2 separate regions of the Mus musculus genome follow, and region 2 is linked to region 1. A link is a loop called in an ENCODE intact Hi-C map of the cell type or tissue named here. Cell type or tissue: heart. All regions are shown on one strand. Links, peaks and the distances in the headings refer to the core of each region. The heading gives the core; the rest is flanking DNA.

Evidence for each region. A loop is a pair of places that touch in the nucleus more often than their neighbours do. Peaks named below come from ENCODE experiments on the same cell type or tissue, not always from the same donor. Only the 100,000 strongest peaks of a DNase experiment are listed, where the experiment ranks them.
Region 2: a loop joins it to region 1, with 4 times the contacts of the local background. A loop is called at or near these places in 19 of 42 quality-filtered maps.

What each region holds. Positions count from the first base shown.
Region 1 is chr17:43,693,842-43,704,768 of GRCm38, forward strand. It overlaps Cyp39a1 (cytochrome P450, family 39, subfamily a, polypeptide 1), which reads left to right. Exons shown (of 12, transcript NM_018887.4): 7 at 7,636-7,726. Gm25783 (a small nuclear RNA gene) reads left to right here and starts at 4,522; the gene lies at 4,522-4,704. In heart, for the core only: CTCF peaks have their summits at 5,647 and 7,368 (motif pointing right); no DNase peak of the experiment used is centred there.
Region 2 is chr17:44,126,315-44,137,241 of GRCm38, forward strand. It overlaps a transcript of Clic5 not described here. Among named protein-coding and RNA genes, the nearest start is that of Enpp4, 26 kb to the left of the region's middle. In heart, for the core only: a CTCF peak has its summit at 4,334 (motif pointing left); no DNase peak of the experiment used is centred there; H3K27me3 peaks cover 717 bases.

The sequences.
Region 1 (10,927 bases), core at 3,470-8,469:
AACCCACTGTACAGACTAGAGCACAGAGGCAGATATTCCAACACTGCTACTCAAACATGTGCCGCCCGAGAGAATATATACTTCATCACACGACAAGCCTATGCTTCCCCCTACTCTATTGGTCCGATATTCTTTTTTGACTCTTCTCAACTAACTGTTTGAGCTACATCAACACTGAAGAGCAACTTCCCAAACATGCACACAACAGCTACAGTCAGAGGAGTAGTTCTCAGGATCTCTCCAGAAAGGTCCCCCTGGGGAAAGCCACACAAAGCACTATTGATCGGACACAGAGGTCTGTCCTTTGAGAGTGGACCTGGCACTGGTCTGAAAAGATGTGTCTCATGATGACTGAAAGCTTCATCTTGCTGGACCTTCCTTGTTGGCACCTCCCAGAGGCAGTCTGACGCATGAGCAGAGACCTTGGAAAGGCCTTTGCATCAGATCCCAAGCCAGTTCCCATAGCTGGGTGACAGTGGGCTACACAGTCCTTTAACCTCTCCCAGTCTGCATCTGTGTCCTCATCTGAACCACTTCCAAGGATGGTTGGAGGATTTGACTGGAAATAATAAAAAGTGCTTAACAAAATTGGTGCTCATTCATTAAGTGTGCTGTGCAGAAAACATCACCCTCACTGAAATCAAAGGCTTCTTTCAATGGTCCACTAATAATGAATATAGACTGCCATGGGTCCCAAACTCTTGACTCCTGTCTTAGGTAGGTGTCTTAGGGTTTTTCCATTGCTGTGAAGAGACACCGTGACCAAGGCAACTCCTATAAAGGAAACCATTTAACTGGGGCTGCCTTATAGTTCAGAGGTTTAGTCCATTATCACCATGGTGGTGTGCAAGCAGACATGGTGCTGGGGAAAGGAGCTGAGAGTTCTACATCCGGGTCAGTAGATAGCAGGAAGAGATAAATGCCACACTTCCTTCAACAATGCCACACATACTCCCATCAAGGCCACACTCTTAAGAGTGCCATTCCCTGTGAGCTTATGGAGGCCATTTTCTTTCAAACCACCACATTATACACCCTGGTCTTCATAGGCTTATAGCTGTATCAAAATGCAGAAATGCATTAAAACCAACTTTAAAAGTCCCCATATCAGTCTCAACCTGATAAAAGTTCAAAATCTCTTCTAAGACTCATGGCAATCTCTTAATTGTAAACCCCTGTGAAATCCAAATGAAAGTCAGATCACATACTTTCAACATACAATGGCACGGGATATATATTACCATTTCAAAAGGAAGGCAAAGAATCATAATGAGGAGATACTGGACCACTGCAAAACCTTAAGCCAGCTGGGCAAATTTCAAACTCTTATTTCCGTGTTTTATGTCAAAGATTTCCTCAGACCTCCAACTCCTTTCACCCTTGTTGACTGCTACACACTTCTCTCTCTCGGGCTGGTACCACTCCTTGTTAGCAGCTTTCTTCAGTAAGTATCCCATGAGTCTGGCATCTCCAACAGGTTGGGGTCTTCAAGGCAGTCAAGGCTTCACCTTCACAGCTTCAAACAGTGGCCTCTCTAGGCCTTCAGGCAAGGATGCTCTTAAACACACCTCAGTGGCTTTCCTTAGTCAGGGAGGGAGGCTTCACAACTATGTGGCCAAAGCTGCCAGGTTTTGCTGCTTACTGGGTCTCAAACATGGTTCCCTTGTTCAATTATGTCTTCGCTAGCTTTCTGCTTTCAATGGTTTCCTTTATGGCCCAAGCTTTGATGTCTTGAAACTTGACTTGTAGACCAGACTGGCCTCAGACTCAAAGATCCACCTGCCTCTCCCTCCAGAGTGCCAGGATTGAAGGCATAAACCACCACATTGGGACCTACACTTTTCTTTAATTCCCTTTCACAAGTTGGAAGCTTAGCAGGGTGGGATCTTGTCCTTAGGGCACCACTCCCTTTATTCCATTTAACATCAGGATTTTCTTTCACCTGTTTTTTTCCCTTGAACACAGCATTTAGCTCCATTCCATTTCCTGGTTCCTCTTTTCTCCTTGAATTGTACATTTTGTATTTTTTCCATGCTCAGCTTGCTCCATCTCATTACAGAACTTCATAAGAATAAGCCATAATAACTACATGACAGAGATGATACTAGGCTGTTTTGAGATTTCCTCTGCTAAAGCAATTAATCCCAAACTCTTCAATTTAGCCTCAGGCAGATTTTTTATTTTTATTTTTTTAACAAGATCAGAAAGCAACCACATTTTTCACCAAAATATTATAAGAACTGTCTCTAGGCTACATGCAAATACTCTTCTCCTCTGAAGCATCTTGAGCCAGCACCCCACAGTTCAAATCATCCTCCACACCACTGTCTTCTACGCTCTTACTAGGATGGTAAGTTAAGCCCAATTTAAAGGGTTCAATTGTGTTCCAAATCAAAAGTCCCAAAGTCCATATTTCTCCAAACAAAATCATGGTCAGACCTATCACAGTAACACCCCACTTCTGGTATCAACTTCTGTCTTAGTTTGGGTTTTATTGCTGTGAAGAGACACCATGACCATGGCAACTGTTATGATGAAAAACATTTAATTGAAACTGGCTTTTAGTTCAGAGGTTTAGTCCATTATCATCATGGTGAGAAACATGGTGGTGTGCAGGCAGACATGGTGCTGGAGAGGTAATTGAGAGTTCTACACTGGATCGGTAGGCAGCAGGAAGAGAAAGATGTCACACTGGGCCTGGCTTAAGCATCTGAGACCTCAATGCCCACCCCAGTGACACATTTCCTCCAACAACATCACATCTGCCCCAACAAGGTCATACCTTCTAATTGGGCCATTCCCCATGAGCCACCATAATGTATCAATGGTCAGGAGGGGCATGGCTCTACTATCTTAGCTTTTAGGATCACCCATTTCTAAAGAAGCTCTAAGAGCTATAAGTTGTGGATTGGTCATTTTCTGGGCCCAGATGTGATAGTATTTCCTCTCTCCTACCTTGAAGCCCATGGGACTCACAGCCTGTTCTTTAGAACGGGATTGCTACCAGCCCATCAGGAGTTTTTGCTGTGGCCTACATGTACTTTGATAGATCATCTCAAGGTATTGGCTATACTTCATGAGATTATCTTGATTGAAAGGCCATTTCCTACGTCTAAGGTGTTCCTCGATAGAAAATGAACTTTCTAGAACAGTACTCAATAAAAAGCCAACAATACCAAAGCTGACTTGGGTCATTTTCATCTGTTGCTTCTCTGAAGTTTTAACTATGCTCAGCAGCCATTGTGGCCCTCATTCTTCCCAGACTTAATGGCATGGTGGCCCATATGTGATTGACAGAACATTATCTGGAATGTTATAAAGATTTGTTCTTTACTTGTTTCAGAAAATGACCTAGGATAGCCATCACTTTGAATTTTAAATGAGTTCATTTCTTAAGTATATAACAAGTCAAACTAAAAGAATAAATAGTAAATGACTGATCGGTGATGGATGGATGGGTGGGTGGATGGATGGATGGATGGATGGGTGGATGGGTGGATGGGTGGATGGATGGATGGATACCCAGTGCCAATTCCCCACAGAAAGAGTCTCAACCAGAGCAGTGTTCTCACAGGTGAGGCTTCCAAGTAAAAGAACAGCAACATAGAGAGATGACATCAAATTAGGTGCTCACAACGCCTCTCAGAAGCCAATGGGGGAAGTTAAGGCAGCTAGAGTTCCCATTTGAACTAGCTCTCCATAGGTGAGCTTACCATTGCTCTACTTCCCTCTTCTCTTTCCCGCTGTATAAACTTTTACATTATGGGATAAATTGTGGCAGCAACTGTTAGAAAGGGTTTGTCTTCCTGCTGTTCCCAAGGTCACAGGGCTGATTGAGCTATTTTAATGTCTATTGTCTTTCTTCCTTGTCACAGAGTGAGAGGCCCTATTCCTCACAAATGGGGGCTTGGAGCACCCCTGGCATTAACACACTAGTGTCTGAAGTAGGAGAACCAACCCCACTTCCAGGGCTAGCTACTCGGTGACCTTAAACAGCAGGTAGCAATTAACTTACATAGAGTACTTCCAAGACTCCTTCAGCATCCATCACATCTTTTGGATACTGTTGCAGAAATGCACAACTCATTTCCTCCTAGGATGCAGCCAGCCTCAGGGCCTCCTTCCTTATCTCTTCTCAGTTTGCTTCTTAACTCTCCAACAAGTGGCTTTTCATTGGTGCTCTGTATTTTAGTGACTGGTGGCTCTCCTTTCTGCACTGTGACAATAGACTTGACCTTTTTGGCATAATATTGTTACTCCCTTGGGCAGCACACTTGAAATCCTTTTCCAAAGGTGTGTCAATGACTTTAGGGCCAATTTTGCTTTTTCGTTCAGTATCATGTAGAAACATTTTAATTAACTCTTTACTAGCTTGTTTTTATTTTTTTTTTTCTTTATTGAGACAACATCCCAGACAAAAGGAACTCACGATCCTTTTGTTTCAGTTTTCCAAGTAGAGTCTAGTATTATAGGCACATGCGGCACTGCCTAACACTTTTATTATTTTTAAGAAGGAAAGAAATCACTTCTTGTCCTTTTGGCTAAGGTGAAATGTGATTGCCTTTTCTTCTCAGTTTAATATCGGACACATCCTCTATTTGAGGACAACATACTAAATGGACTTTTGGAACTCGACGGAATGGAAACTTTCTCTGACTACTCCATTAAGTGATCTGCTATTGCAGCAACTCTGGGGAACCCTTCTTAGTGTGTGTGGGGGACTTCTGAAAGAAAGAAGTACTTCTTCTCCCTTAACTATTGTAGGGGGAGGCAAAGCCTCATGTAGTCACCTAGCCCAGGCTGGCCTCACACTGGCTACGTCAGGGAGGATGGCCTTGAACTCCTTACCTCCACATCCCAGGTGCTGGAATTACCATCCTGTATCATTTATAAAAAAGTAGATTGTTTTGTTTTGGTTTATTTATTTTGCTTTATGTGTGAGTGTTTTACCTAGCGCACATAGGTACTAGGTACATACCTAGTGCCTGTGGCCATCAGCAGATATCAGAGTCCCCCTGGTACTAGACTTCTGGGTAGTGTGAGCTGCTACATGAGTGCTGGGACCTAAACCCAGGTCCTGTGTGAGAGTGACAAGTACTTTAACCTCTTAGCTGGCTCAATAGTCCTCAAAAGTTCTGTCTTAAAGGTAGAAAACATCAGATTTTAAAAATAAGAAATCTGTGAAGGAAAAAAAAAAAAGCACTGGACACCATTGTGCAGACATTTGTTACTGACCTGAATTCTAACGTCTGCCATAAAAATAAATGGGACCCGGTGTTTGTGATTCTCAAAACCAGTTAGGCACACGGGACTCTGAGCCCTTCTTGTGCTGCTGAAGATCAAGGAGCATCATGGGAATTCTTTCCCCAGCGAGGACTCTGACTTCAAATCCGACGAACTGAGCGTAGCGTGATTATTGAGCAAATCCAATAGCTTATCACTTCCACTGGTAGCTCACAGGAGGAAGAACCTCAGGAGGGACCAAGGCGACAGTGGCCTGGGCACTGTGTGAAGATGAGCTAGATAATCTCCAGGCTGAGCCCTTCCTAATCCAGATGCTGCCCTAGAATGTCTGCATCGCACGTGTTCGTCTGTTCACCCCTGTGCTTCCAGCTTAATGCACCTTTCAATGCTGCACTTCCTCCTTTGACCACACGGGGGAGTAGTTGATCATTTCAAGGGACATCCTGTTTCACCAAAGCAACAACAAAAAGACTTTAAGTTATACAGACTGTTACCTCGGTCACCTAAGAATTGATTTCAAGAATTGTTTGTGGTTTTGTTTGTTTGTTTGTTTTTGGTGCCACTTATGGTTATTTATTTTTCTTTACATTTTTCATTTTTCATAATTTCATACATGAGTTTGCAGTATTTCTACCCTGCCCGTGCTCCCTGACTCCCCCTGTACCCACCTCCATTACTTCTCAAGTTCATGATCTCTTTAACACAGTAGATGCTTATGGGAAAAGAAAGCAAAAGGGAAATCCAAGCCTCTCAGGATTTTATGCATCCCTGTGTTTCTGTCCTCAGCTGGAAGCACGTTTTTTAAGATGAACGGTTTTATCTTACATATTCTATATAGGGGAGATAGGAAAGACTCTTTTTTTTAATTCAAAATAATTTATTGTGATAAGTATTAAATGAAGGAAAACCATCTCCAAAAATATGTTAGCCCTTGAATAAAATCATAAGCGTGAAGACTGTTTATAGGACATTTATTTTGGGGACAGAAGTGCAGACAAAAAAAGCTAATTCATAGAAGCATTTGAAGCTGGCTGGCTGAGTGATCCGGGGTGGAAGCAGGATTCTTAGATGATGGAAACGATGGATGTAGTATACTCAGTAGGAGACATTTATGATTTATTACGGTTCTAATGGAGATCTTTGCTGTCCAATCTATATGGAAAGCTGCTGCGCTCAGCTTGGCTTTAAAAGCCTAGACTGAGGTTCCACGCTCCTACGAACAGCAAGTATGAAATCATTCATGCATTACCTTGAGTTACCACTGGGCATTGAAAAATCACATTATATACCAAATAATCCTAATAGGCCAAAAAGAAAGGCTTTACAGATGTACTTGGGGGCTGGTGAGATGGCTCAGTGGGTAAGAGCACCTGACTGCTCTTCTGAAGGTACAGATGTACTTGGGTGAGGTGTGGGAGAGTGCTGGGTGTTGAGCCTGTGGCCTTGTCGGTCCATACCACACGAGTGTCTTAGCATTGATCTACCCCTCCAGCGCCTCATAAGTTACTTAACGAGATTTAAGTGTGGCTTCCTGGGATTATTTAAAATTAATATGCTTCACGTGCAAGAAGAAAACCCCCTAGTTCATTCTCACACATTCTTTCTTGCTCTCCACGTGGTCTTGCTGTCTAGGCCTGGCTGCTACACAGTCACAGGCAAACCAAGTTGTCCTTGAACTTGCGGCAATCCCCCTGCCTCTATTCCCCAAGAGCTGAGATTATAGCTGTGTGCTACCACTGTCTGCTGCTACATTTGTATTTTAAGGAAATTAAATCATGACAATGTTTTCATGTTGTATTAACATTCTTAAGTATTACGATTTGTTCTGAATATTTAATGTATGCCTACATGACATTTTATGTTGTTTGCTAGTAAATACAATCTGGAACCTTCCCTAGTTCAACAAAGAAACTCTCTATAAATACCAAAGCTAAACTACAGCAATAATCAGTTATAGATTTGACCTCTAAAAGGTATATGATACCGCTCTTGTTTATAAAATCTAGTTGTTTTTAATGGTGATATTTAGTAGCATGTTTTAAAAAATGTTTTTCCCCCCTTTATTTTTATTTTATTTGTATGGGTGTTTTACCCACATATGTCTCAGCGCCACATGTGTGCAATGCCCACAGAGGCCAGAAGAGGGCATCAGATCCTCCAGAACTGAAATTAGAGATGGCTGTGAGCCATGATGCAGGTTTTGAGAATGGAACCTGTGTCCTTCCTTCGGAAGGCAGCCCGTGCTCTTGCATGCTAAGCCATCTCTCCAGCTCCTAATCGTTGGAGCTGGAACACTGTTCTTGCTTCTTTCAACTGTCTATGGCTAACACTGACTCCGCCTGCATTTACCTGGTAAGACAGTTTTATGTTGTATGTGTTCCTCTTTTGCAGATTGCATTCTGGACACTTGGATATATCCTGTCTCATCCCGATATCCACAGGACTGTTTTAGAAAGCATATCTTCTGTGTTTGGCACTGCAGGTACTAAATTAATTTACACAATCAAGGACGCATGGAGTATGTATGGTTTGATCGGGAATGTCTGCCATGTTTTAATCAGGGATTCGGGCTGGGGACATGGCTCAGTTGGTAAGATGCCACTGCACAAGCGTGAGGACCTATACTTGTTCATTCTTCAGCACCCACTTAAAAAGGGGGGGGCTTCGAATTGTGACACACACTGGTAATCCCAGTGCTTAGTGTGTAAAGTCATGGACTATTGTATGAAATATTAAAAATAATTTGATTTTTTTGTTCAAAAAGTATATTATTATATAAGATATGATGCCAGTTAAAGTTGTCCCTCCCTCGCCTCCTGTATAATGGCTAAAAATACCATTTTGAAAATATTTTGTTTGGAGTTTTTATCCAAACCAAACAAACTTGACTGGGTACCTAAGCCCTGCTCTGGTCATGCCAGCCTGGAAGGTGAACCCAGCAGTGCTATGCTTTTATCATGTGGAGATGTGAGCACTAGAATCATTGAGAACTAGCAATGCTCACAGTTGGAATCCCAGAAGCACTCTGGTGAATATGAGAAAAGGCTATTGGCCTACACAGAGCTTCAGGTCTGCAGAGCTGATCAGAGATATGCAATGGTACATATCTGCATACGTGTAGGCACGTGGCTGCAGGTGAGGATGTGCCTCTACAGGTGAGCATGAGTCTGCAGGTGAGCATGTGTCTGCAGGTGAGCTTGTGTCTGCAGGTGGACATGTGTCTGCAGGTGGGTGTGTGTCTGCAGGTGAGCTTGTGTCTGCAGGCGAGCTTGTGTCTGCAGGTGGATGTGTGTCTGCAGGTGGGAGTGTGATTGTAGGTGAGCGTGTATCTACAGACAAACGACAAACACCCTGACTCACACAGTCTGTCCACATTTACTGGAGTCTTTCCTGACATAAAGTTCTCTAGAATCCTGGCCTTTGGAGAGTACAAGGCCAGAATGAGAGTGGTAGGGATAATATGGAGGGTCCAAGAGACCTAGAGGTCACAACTGGAGTGTGACATTAATCTTGAGTGTCCACAGGGTTTGAATTTGGAGCTCTTAGACACAGCTCCAGTGTAAGGAGACAGAACCCTTTGCTCCTTCTGTACCCTGACGTATTCTTAAAACTTGTTATTCTCTCTTAACAGGAAATCATTCCTTCAAACAGGGTTTCATGGTAATAGCTTCACTGACTTCCATTTTTAAGTCATTACTGTAGAATGGAAAACAACTCATAAAAATGTAAAACTTAAATAAATATGGAGATGGAGGTAGCTCAGGGAGCTCTGAATAAATAAAATAGATCTGGAAGCATCTATGGCTAAGTCATAGTAATGGCTCAGAAATTTAGATGTGGGGGAGGCCACAAGGCCATGATATTGAGGAAGATAACCATGAATCTATACAAAGGAAGATGGCAAAGGAAGAATATTAGAGTGTTGCTGTATTATCAAGTACTCTTCAGCGAAACAGAGCCAGTAAGAAATGGTTGGATAGATGGCTAGAGGATAGGTTGTTACACATATAATTAGCTAGATGATAAATGGATATATCTAGAAAGATATTTATTTTATACTTTAAAGCTTATTTTTACTTTTAAACATATGACTATACATGTATCTGCATGTGAGTATAAACATGCAAAAGCAGGTGCCCACAGATGGGAGTCACATCTCCTGCAGCTGGAGTTATAGGCCGTTGTGGGCCATCTGATGTGGGTTCTGGGAGCTGACCTTGGGTCCTTTGCAAGAGCAACAGCATCAGCTGTGAACCACAGAGCCATCTCTCCAGCCTCCAGGGAGAGAGATGTGTTGTGAGAAGTTTGTTGATGTGATTTCAGATCCTGATATAACAGTACTTGTCATGTGTGCTCCCTGAAGTCAGCTCGGTGAGTTTAGTGGTTTCTTTACTTATACTATGAATCTCTGTGCCGCTGTGTGCATGTCCGGTGCTTTCAGCATCCCACCAGCCACTGAGAATCCTGCCTTTGCTCCTGCTCTCTGCGTGTGCAGAGCCTCATGGGCAGCCCCAGCAGCGAGCTTTCTTGAGTGTGAGTACAGCCCTGCACAAATGCATGGCCCTTTGCTTGTATAGGAATACAGATCTCGTCAGAGCCACTACAGACACCTGGCTCCCTAGAGTTTGAGTTTCATCCTTGTAATTTACCTGCTGTTTGTCCCAGCTACTGTCTACTGCCTCTGGTGGCTGCAAAGATGAATCTTTAAAGATATTTCTCCCAGCGCCCCTCAGAACTAAGATCCCCACTTTTTTTAGAAGTGTGGAAGACACTGACAGTGTTTACATTCTTCTTGTCTGTCTTCTGGGAGGAAAGAAAGACATCAACGTAGTACATAAATAAACCGAGACTATTAGCAGGCGTCAAGTTCTATACAAAAAACACAACAGAGTTGAATGTGGACAACCACCAGTGCCAGGATGTATTGATTAGGCCATCATGTTCAACCATATTGGCAAGATGGAATTGGGCAGGGATTTGAAGGGGTTTAGACAGGTAGGAATCTAGAGGAAGAGACAGCAGGGATGACCACACTGTGTGCCCACAGGCTCTGCAGTTAGGTTAAAAAGGTCTTGTCATCTATTCCACAGCAGAATGTATAGGAAATGGATTCAGTATGTAGAGAGAGGAATTCAAAGGTTCTGTCCATCTCCGTTGAAGCCTTTCTCTTTCCCCTGAGAAGCATACGCTCTGCCCCCAACCCCCCCTTTTTTTATTAACACAAGAACTTGCCTTGTTCATTTTACTTGGCCATCTGCTCCCGAGTCGTTTCTAGAAATTTCTAATATGAAGAGCGCACTGTTGGCAGATCACAGCAGACACTCTGGGGAGATGCATCCTGTCCCATCCTTTTCCTCTCCACCTTTTCTGATGCTGTGCCGACCCATGCTCCTTTCCAACCTGTGACCCCTTTCATTTCCCAGCACTGGCCCCGCTTCCTTCTCCAGATCTCTGGCTCTGCTTGTCTCTGTGTATCGTCAGCAGGGTTTCCAGCAGGATCTCACTCCTGCACATCTAGGCTGTTTGTTTGTTTGTTTGTTTGTTTTGGTCTCAATACATTTGTTAAAATGTCATGGGTTTTCCAGAAGAGCTGGACGTGCTGTGCCAGGAAGGCATAGCCAGAAACGGTGGTGTTCCCAGCCAGGCCACAGACTGTCTGGCAATCCCAGTATGCCCACTAATG
Region 2 (10,927 bases), core at 1,893-6,892, 430 kb after region 1:
TGGAATAAAGAGAGGATTCCCTGGTGCGAACCCACTGTGACTGCAGCTGCTTTCTTACTTCCTGCCTCCCTGACCCCGGACAACTTGTTGTAAACCCTGTCTACATTTGTGCAGTAGAAAAGCCAATGGGCTCGGCCCCCTTTCCTTTTGAAACTTTAAGCCATTCCCACTCTGCTTTATAGAGTGGATCTTCCCAAAGTCATAGGAGATAGACGGAGTGGAGAATGTGGAAAGCAAGGAGCCTGTGTGCACCGTTGACAGGGATGGAAATTAGCACAGCCGCTGTGAGAAGCAGTACAATGGGAGAAGCAGCCGTTGGTCCTGTGAAGGCTCCATGTCCCAGTGTAGGGGAATGCCAGGGCAGGGTGGCAGGAGTGGGTGGGTGGTTGAAGGAACACCTTCACAGAGCAGGGGCAGGGAGGACAGGATAGGGGTTTCTGGAGGGGAAACCAGGAAAGGGGATAACATTTTAAATGTAAATAAATAAAATATCCAATAAAAACAATATAAATAAAGTTTCTAGATAGATAGATAGATAGATAGATAGATAGATAGATAGATAGATAGATAGATGTATGTAACACAATCCGTTTGGTAGGTGGTTGCTTAGCTATTTCCTCTACATTGATATGCTGCCTTCTGTGGGTAGGAGAAAGGTGTGTGAGGCGCCAGAGGCTAAGCAAACATGTAAAGCCATGGTTTGGGAAGCTCAGAGAGTATCAAGGTCCACAAGGCTTCTCAGCAGAGCTGCATCATCCGTAGTGATTTGGAGGAACAGAGATTCTCCTGTGGAGCTGACTACAAATTGAGCATGGAGCTAAGGAGAGCTTCCATAAATCATCACCCATGCTGGCATGGGCTTTTATGTCATGGGGTTGTTACAGAGTCATCCATACCTTTGTAAATTACCCTTCACCCACACTCCTGTAAGTAACCCCAGGAAACTCACAGGCCCATTGACCTAGACTTGGGGGTAACAATTCTTTGGTCTGTCATCAAATAGATATTTTGATAGCTAGCTGGAGTGAATAGATATCTTTTAAGGTCTACCAAGAATATATATATATTCACTTCCATGTTGTATTACAGCATTGTTCATAATAGACAAGATCAAGAATTCTCCTATGTTTCTACCAAGAGGTGAATGGATAAAGCAAATTCATTGTGTTCAAACAAATGCAGCCTTATTAGTTTTGGGTTGTTTTTGGTTTGGTTTGGGTTTTTTGTTTTGTTTTGTTTTGTTTTGTTTTGTTTTGTTTTGGCTTTTTTTTTTTTTGGTTTTTTGGTTCTTTCGTTTTTCGAGACAGGGTTTCTCCGTATAGCTCTGGCTGTCCTGGAACTCACTTTGTAGACCCGGCTGGCCTCGAACTCATTGGTTTTTTAAATTAAAAAAAAATTTGTCATTTCGAACTACATAGTTGAACCTGGAAGACATTGCTCTAAGTGTATTAAACCAGGCTCCGAAACCCTGTTTTATATGCACTCGCTTCTGTGTAGACTGTAAAACACAAAATGTCCGGAACAGAGAATGTAATCGTGGCTGTCAGCCCCTGGGGAAGGGGTTCCCGTGAGGACGCGTTGGTGAAATGATACAAAGCTTCAGGTGGGAGGCAGCAGTTCAAGCAGTCTGTGACGGCTTGGATGAGAAGTGTTCCCCATAGGCTCAGGTTTGAACTCTTGATTGCCAGTAGGGGGCGATGTCAGCCGAAGTAGCACAGTCTTGGTGGAAGTACATCATTTGGTAAAGGCTTTGAGAGTTCATAGTCTCAACCTATGGACCTACTTACAGCTCTCTGCTTCATGTTTGTGTTTTAAAATGTGTTGGGAGGGAAAAGAAAGCAATCACAAGTGGGGAGGGAGGTAGGGACCTGGAGAGAAAGTGGACAGGGGTAGGTAAGGAGTGGAGGGAAGAGGTGAGCCTGGTCTGGTATTGGGTGAGGGAAAAGAACTGAAGCCCTGAGGGCCAGCAGAAAGAATGGAAACAGGCAACCTCAGGAAATAGGAGGTTGGGGGAACCCTGCAGAATGCACCAGAGACCTGGGAGGTGAGAGACTCTCAGGACTCAAAGAGTGGGACCTTAGATGAAATGCCTCTCCCAGTAGGAAGAGGGAACTTATAGAGCCCACCTCCAGCAGGAAGACAGGGCATCAAGTGAGGGGTGGGGTTGCCATCCCACAGTCACAGCTCTGACTCATAATTGTTCCTGTCTGAAAGAATTACAAGGATGGAAATGGAGAGGAGACTAAAGAAAAGAAGGTCCAGCTACAGGCCCAAAGTGGGATCCAGCTCAAGGGGAGGTCCCAAGGCCTGACACTATTACTGAGACTATGGAGTGCTCACAAAAAGGGAACTATCATGACTGCCTTCTGAAAGACCCAACAAACAGATGAAAGAGTCAAATGCAGATATTTGCACCCAGCCAGTGGACAGAAGCAACTGACCCCTGTTGTTGAATTAGGTAAGGCAGAAAGGAGCTGAGGAGGAGGCGATCCTGTAGGAGGACCAGCAGTCTCAATGAATCTGAACCCTGGAGATCTCTCAAACACTGGACCACCAAACAGACAGCATACAGCAGCTGATATGAGACCCCCAACACACATACAGTAGAGGACTGCTGGGTCTGTGTTCATTCAGAGATGATGCACCTAACCCTCAAGAGACTGGAAGCCCCAGGGAGTTTAGAGATCAGGTGGTGTGTGGGGTGGGGGCATCCACATGGAGACAGGGTGAGGAGGACGTATAGCATGTAGAGCAGTCAGAGGGTGGATGGGGGGTGTGTGTTGGGGAATGGAATATGGAGTGTAAAAAATAATTTTAAATAAATAAATAAATAAATAAATAAATAAATAAATAGTGTGATCTCTCAGCTCCCTGCTTGTGCCACCATGCCTGATACACATTTTCCTCCCTGCCCGCCATCAGCCATCATGCTTCCCCACTGTGGTGGACTGTGGACTGTAAGCCAAAACAAACACTTCCTTCTCTAAGCTGATATTTGACCACAACGACAGAGAACGAACTCATATATGGTCTTATAACAGTTACTCTTCATTGTCTGCCTGACTGGATTTGATACCGCCTAGGCAACACACCTCTGGTTGTGTCTGAGGGTGTTTCCGGGGCCCAGGGAGGGAAGGTTGTGGGCGCTACAGCGTAATGGGCCGGGGTCCTAAAATTAACCGTAGACACAGGACGTTTCAGTATCTTGATATCCCTGGATGTGAACAAGGTCTTTTTGCCACAGACATAAACCACTCCCATGTCATGCCTCATGCCTTCCTTGCCGTAACAGACTGTGCCGCCTGCCAGGGGCATCCAGGGTGCTGTCATCTACGGTTGTGTCAGGCCATGGTTATTGCTGTCAGGCTGCATGCAGCCCACAGGCTGCAGCTCAGACATACCTGCAGCAAGGAGCCAAAGTGGATCCTCTGGCTCCCGTCCGGTGCCTTAATCAGGTATTTTGCCCTGGCACCTTTGAAAGCAACTAAACAGGTCTGTTGTACCACTTGGGGACTAGAGTTAATAAGAAATTATTATATGTTGGAAAATTGATTGGAGAACATGGTTTAAGTGTTCTTACCACACAGAATAGAATGTCTATAAACTAAGCTAAGCGTATTTACCCATCACACACACACACACACACACACACACACACACACACACTATGTTGTACACCATAAGTATACACAATTTTATCTCTTTAAAAGTTTTTAAAGGCAGGGGCTGGGGAGATGTCTTAGTGGTAAAATGTCTGCTCCCAAAGCCTGAGTGCCAGGGTTCCGAACCTTGCCACCACATAAAGGCCATGTGTGGGATTTATAACCCATTTATAACCCAAGAACTGGGGCTTAGGGACAGGGAAACACAACAAAACATGACATAGATGTTCCTAGCTCCATGCCCAGCCAGCGTAGCCAATCAGCGTCCACAAAATAAATAAATAAATAAATAAATAAATAAATAAATAAATAAATAAATAAGGTGGAGAGAGGAATGTGTCCAACACCAATCTCTGGCCTCCACACGAATGTATATACACATAATCACACATTCATCCCTCCTCACACATACATACATACACACACACATTAAAAACGTTTAAAATATGAGTTGTTAAATGAATTGTAAGTAAAACTGATTCCTAAAGCAACACGACTTACACCGATCAAACATGTTTAACAACGTTTAGATCTTGAAGATGCCCTCCTTAAAGCAGAATTACCTAGGGGGAAAGCCCCAAGGTTGACTACATTCTGAGACAGTTTTTAAGCAGTAGTAGTCAAGATTTAGGGGGCTAGATCAGATACGGTGGACAATGGCGCCCCCTCGTGGACTCTGGAAGCTGATGCACCAGATGTTCTCAGTTTTTGGAGTGATATGAACATGATTCTTTCAAACGTTTGCATTTGTTTTTGGTTTTGCTTTTTTTTAAATGACCATCTTCACATTAATTTCAGTGCATTATCCATCACCATGGATCAACTATAGCATGTGGTATTTTGAGGCTGACTTTTAGACAACACACTTTTAGGAAAGCACCCACACATACGTGTGTGTGTGTGTGTGTGTGTGTGTGTGTGTGTGTGTGTGTGTGTGTGTGTGTGTAAGCACTGAAAATTCAGTGTCATCCTGACAGGCCCAGTGCCCTAAATACCACGAGCGCAGGCTCAGGCTCATCCCTGGCGGAACCCTGTCTTTAAGTGGGTCTGGATATGTCCGCCTATTTTATGTGTTCCTATGCACATCATGAGAAATGATGGCTGTGATTGACTTTGTGAAGATTGAAATTATTGAAACGTGCAAATTTCAATCACCATGATTAGTAGGGATTGGTTGACTGAAGGAGAGTAAGTTTCCAAATGCATACTAATCAGCTTGACACCCTGAAACGTGGTTGCAGCTACATGCTAACATGCTATGATTAATTATCCTACTTCTCCATCATTTTTTTTCTCTTTTGGAAGTCTTATGTTACTCTGGGTGGTGCTTAGTTGTAAAATACTAGCACAGAACACCTATGCAGTCTGCTGGATACTAAGATTTTAAATGTAGATTGCACTTATTCTTCCCATCAATGCTTTGAGGAGGATATTCCATTTTCATAAAAATGATTATGAAAGTTTAGAGGATTGTGACCAGGAGTCCTCAGGGCTGCGAGTGGCAGCACCTGCATTTGAACTCAAGTACCCCTATCCCACATTTCCTGTTGCTAAAACAATGTGAAGGTCTGTCTCCCTATGTCTACACAACTTTTACTAAGTGAAATATCTCAGGAGCAGGAAGGTAGCTCAGTGGGTAAGAGTGCTTTCTTTGCCAGGATGAGGACTTGGGTTGGAATTTTATGCATCCACACATGGCTTAGGCATGACTGAATGCTGGTGCCTCTGGCTTTGGCAAAGAGACAGGTGTGGCCCCAAGAGCTTCCTGGCCAGTCAGCCGAGAACAAATGATAAGCTCCAAGTTCGTTGGGAGACCCTGTCTCAAAGTAGCAAGACAGACAGTAGGAGCAGTAGAGGACTAGAGGGGACAGCCTGCTCTGGACTGCACACACACGTGTATCCACACACTCATGTGCATACATCATAGACACGCTCATATGCATTCATCACACTCGCATGTCTACATATCATATACACATGTGCATAAATCACACACAGTCACACACTTGTACAAAGCACACATACTACGTACATACATCACATATGTACTCAAATACTCATGAGCACCCCCCCTCTCTCTGAAGAATGCACACATGCACATACACCCACACTCACATAAAATGTCTTGGTAAACAATCTTTTTCTATACTTCAGTTTCATTATTTGTACCATCTGTCCTTTCGGCTTGTTTATGCTGCTTGAAAATGTTGCATATGTATAGCAGTTGAGCACACTACCTGGAAGGTGAGATTGTCCACCATCTGAATGTGTCATGCCTTACAGTGGGTGGACTCCCAGCTGTGGTCGTAAATCCGTGTTTTCTAAGGAACCACAGCATTGGCATCTGGGAAGGGCACATAGCTTAGCTAGCACAGGGAAGCTCTACTTCTCAGTGCCTGATTTGATGAGCAGTCTTAACAGCATCCTCTGCCTTTTAAATTTTCATTTGGCTTGGCAACAGCAACACAAATCCACCTTTAAAAATTCTAAATTTACAAATCACATCACCCAATGTAGTGTTCACTATCTAAAAAATAGTATGTGTGTGAGTCTCCTTTATAAACAGAAAGTTTTCTTCATATTAAAAAAAAAATGTCTAGCCAGGAAGTGATGGCACATTCCACATTCCAGCATTTGGGAGGTAGAGGCAGGTAGATCTCTGAGACCAGGCTGGTCTACAGAGTGAGTTCCAGGACAGCAAGGACTACACAGAGAAACCCTGTCATGAAACACTCCCCCTCCCCCAATCTGAAGAATTCCACAACAGACTCTCCAAGAGGCAGCTGTGCGGTCTCCCTGCACACCTGTAGTGAGGAGAAGAAATTCTGAACCAACCACCATTGGATGATTTCTCCATAGTATGAATGTCCATAGACTTTATTTACACAAATCTACATGATGTAGGGTAACTTGTGGCCAAGCTGTATTCGATGAAATAAATGCCACCCAACACACTTGTAGCTGACAACATTATCATAGTACCAAATGGTTAGACACTCCTGAAATGTGGCCCACTAAGAGAACTCAGAAACATAACATGTGTGAGCTTGCTAACAGGGCAGATTGTATTATAGAAAGATTTTATTTTATTTTTTAAGTAGAGAACATACACTCTACAATCACAAAATTATCGTATAACAAATGCATAAACCAGTAACATAGTCATTTATTATTATTACCAGGTACTATCTACTTTACACAATTATATATACTGCTTTTTCATATCGCTTGCTATACAGTGGGTTTGTCTACACCAGTGTCCCCACAGACACCTGAGTAATGCATTGTGATTACAACCTACAAGGGTGTCTACAAGGTTGCTATGAGAGCTGGTTTGAATGACATGTTCCCCATAGACTTGGCCTTGGTTCCCAGTGGGTACTGTTTGGAAGGTGTGGCCTTGGGAGGTGACTCCGTTGGTAAGATGCAAGCATGAGGACATGCGTTCAGATCCTGAACACTCATGCAAAAGCTAGATGTAGCTGTAGGAAAGCGGGGTACTGATGTAGCCATTAACCCAGAGCTGGGGAAGTGGAGACAGGCAGACTTCTGGAGCTTAGTGATCGGTCAGTCTATCCAAATTCATGAGCTCCAGGTTCAGTGAGAGACACTTGTTGCAACAAGTATGACAGAAGGCAGTGGAGGAAGATATGACATCAGACTCTGGCCTCCCTATGCATCTACATACACATGTCTGAGCACCTGAACAAATATGCCCACACCCACATGAATATCTATGTAGGCATACACACACACACACACACACACACACACACACACACACACACACACATACACACACACGGGGAGAGAGAGAGAGAGAGAGAGAGGGAGAGAGAGAGAGAGAGAGAGAGAGAATGTGAGACGGAGTAAGGGATAGCTTATAATGGACATGCATCCTGAGCCCAGTGGAATTGTAGGTATCAGGTAGAGTCAGATCAGGCAGCCCTTTCTCTTTTCTGAATAAGTCAGGAGATCATTTCTGTGTTCTATGCACGTGTATGAGCACTACAACTTCCTCAACTCAAGCTAAGCTCAACTGCACCCAAGACCTCACATAGCTAGCTCTGTGCTGTTAGGATTTCCTTTGTCTTCCCAGGATAGTGATCTTCTATTTCTGTTGTTTAGAGCTCAGTTAAGAATCCCGTGCATAAGAGCATCACAGAGGACATCTGTCGACTGTGGACAACCATGTACAATGGAGGGATGGAGGGATGGAGTAGGGTGGGGATAAAAACCAAAGCTACAAATGTTTGAATCTCATTTGGTGTGGTCTGTATTGATGAGCCCACAGGCACTTATCTTCTTTTCCTTCTGCCATTTAATCACCTACTGGAGGTTCCAGATAAGAGCTGTAAATGAAATCGGTTCCTTGGCTGGGCAGCTGGGCTGCGTGGAATTCATGACAAAGAGCTGTATTTGCAAAAAGAATAGAAAAAGTGCTGAATTCAGACGCAAGCAGACCGGTTTACACTGACTTATAGTCCTCCACTAACTTGTGGGGAACTCTTGTATGGGGTCAGTAGTTAGGTAACTGCAGCAGGGGGCTCCTCGTGAGTCACAAGAGGCTAACTGCTCAGAATTTCAACTTGGACTGCATTGATACTTCAACTTCTCAGAGTTGCGGGGTGTGGAGGAAACATCGGAGTCTAGTTGAGAGTTGTCTTCAGTAGTGAAGGAGTTAACCAAGTGGATGGACTTTATCTTTGGTCCAATGGACCTGTGGTTTGCTTATTAGATCTCCGGTAAATGATTGTTAGAGACCTGTCATTGATAGCTGTTGCTGAGGGCTGTACTTCAAAAGCCCATTGATTCCTCCGTGCGGTGCAGCGGCAAAGCATCACCCCTTAGCCCGTTCCTTAGACCCAACCGACTCCGTTCTGCCTGGGAAAGGATCTGCCAGACCAAGCAACATGAATGAAGACTACAGTGATACCTATGATAAAATCCAAAAGAGGAGCACAGATGAGGCTCCAGACCTGCAGGAGGAAAGTGACGCTCCTTTGTATGACAGAGTCCATGAAGACTCTGAAAATGATCTGTATGCCACCAGGCTAGAAAGCCAGGAGTACGAATACTTGTCACCGTATGTCTCGAAAAGTGATGAAGCCACCCCAGCCTCCCTGGAGCCAGAAGCAGATGGCTACCTCCTGCCGGATGAGGTGTTTTCAGAGTCCCGGGCGGTTCGGGATGTCTCCATGGGAGACTCACATTCACCAAGCCAGGACCCAGAGCCTCTCTCCTGGGAACCTCAGGAGAATGGAGGAGCAACCGAGGAAGACGTGCCTTCCTCACATTCACTAAGCCAGGACCCGGAGCGTCTCCCGTGGGAACCTCAGGAGAATGGAGGAGCAACCGAGGAAGATGTGCCTTCCTCACATTCACTAAGCCAGGACCTGGAGCGTCTCCCGTGGGAACCTCAGGAGAATGGAGGAGCAACCGAGGAAGACGTGTCTTCCTCACATTCACTAAGCCAGGACCTGGAGCGTCTCCCGTGGGAACCTCAGGAGAATGGAGGAGCAACCGAGGAAGACGTGCCTTCCTTACTGAGCTTCAGGGTTCAGCACAGCAAGGTGCTTGCCACAAGCCAGGATTCCTCTATCAGCCTTTCTGCTGCTATTGGGTTGGGAGAAAAAGAAGCAGCTTCCAGCAACCCTGAGATCTTCCTGTTTGTGAAGGTAAGGGCTGTCTCTGACGGGCACACCTAACAGGGTAAAGGGTTCCTTTCTTTTGTTCTGTGGATCAGGGGACAGTGTATGATGTCCTAGCCAGTGGGTCTCCAGCTATACTTCAGAGCAGAGAAGATTAAATTGGTCGTTTGGAATAGTGCCAGGACTTCTCAAAATGATCCAAACTAGAAAGTTCAATTTAAAGTGTGTGTTTAATCATCGACTTTTATAAACCCCAGGCAAACCACATTCTAAGCATTTAAACAAGTGACCAGAAATTGCTGCTCAAATCTTTACACCTGTGACAAATGTTAACTGCATTTTCATGCTTGGTTAATTTTTTTTCTTTTCTCTCTCTCTCTCTCTCTCTCTCTCTCTCTCTCTCTCTCTCTCTCTATCTCTCTCTGTCTCTCTCTCTCTCTCTTCCTTCCTTTTTTTCTTTTTCCTTTTTCTTTCATTTTGCCAATGTTATTTTTAAAAATGAAACCAAAGCCAGCGAGAGAAAGTCTTATCTCCTTTCAGGCGCTTGAGTCTCCTCCTCCTTGCGTTTCTAAGGTCGCACATACTTCAGATACTTGGTTAGAAAATGCTGTGTCTGTCATCGTGACTGCTCTGTCAACGCCAATAAAACTCAGTATCTGAGGATGTAAAATAATTTGAAAAGTACCTAGAAGCCAACCATGTGTTAATAATTAATGCCGATGATACGGAAACAAAGGCATTTGGTGATCTCTGTATTACAGTGATAATATAAAGGTTATGATTTAGAGTTAAACAAATCATCCAATCTCCTACCAATGCAGATAACAGTCACCTTCACGTGTATATTGCTATTTCTTGCTAACAACATGAAGGTTGGGAAGATAGCTCAGTAGTTAAAGCTTAGATGCTCAAGTGTGGGGATGGAGGTCAGATCTCCAGAACCCGTGTGAATGCCGGGTAGGCACCGCAGACTGGCTGTACCTCCAGTTCTCCCAAGGCAGAGATAGGGATCCCTGGAGCAAGATAGTTACTAACATTCGCCGAATTATCAAGCTCTGGGTTCGCCAGAGAGGCTCTGCCCCAACGAATAAGGTGAAAAACAATTCAAAAGACTGCTGAGGTCAGCCTTAATCTTTCATATGCATATTATGCATGCAGGCACACACACACACACACACACACACACACACACACACACACATGCATCCAAGACATGCACCACATACACACGAGAGAAAAAAGCATGGCTACTCTCGGGCCTGGGATATATCTCAGTTGGTAGAGTTCTTGCCAACATATACACCACACACTATCCTGAACATCACATAAAACTTCCAGTGCTGGCAGAAATCTAATCTTAGTACTGGAAGGTGGAGACAAGAAGCTCAGAAGTCCAAGGTTATCCTTGGCTATATTCCAGGCTAACTTGGGATACATGAGGCCGTCATGGTTTCTGACATCCTGCTGATGAAATGAACCTTTTCAGTTGAACGCTTCAGTGTACACGGCTTTGTATGTTGCATTGTGTCATGTGTTTTGTGTATTATGCCTCCCTCAATCTACCTTCTAAAATCCTCCCATGGAACTTCCTTAATACTTGGGTGGTACCATGCC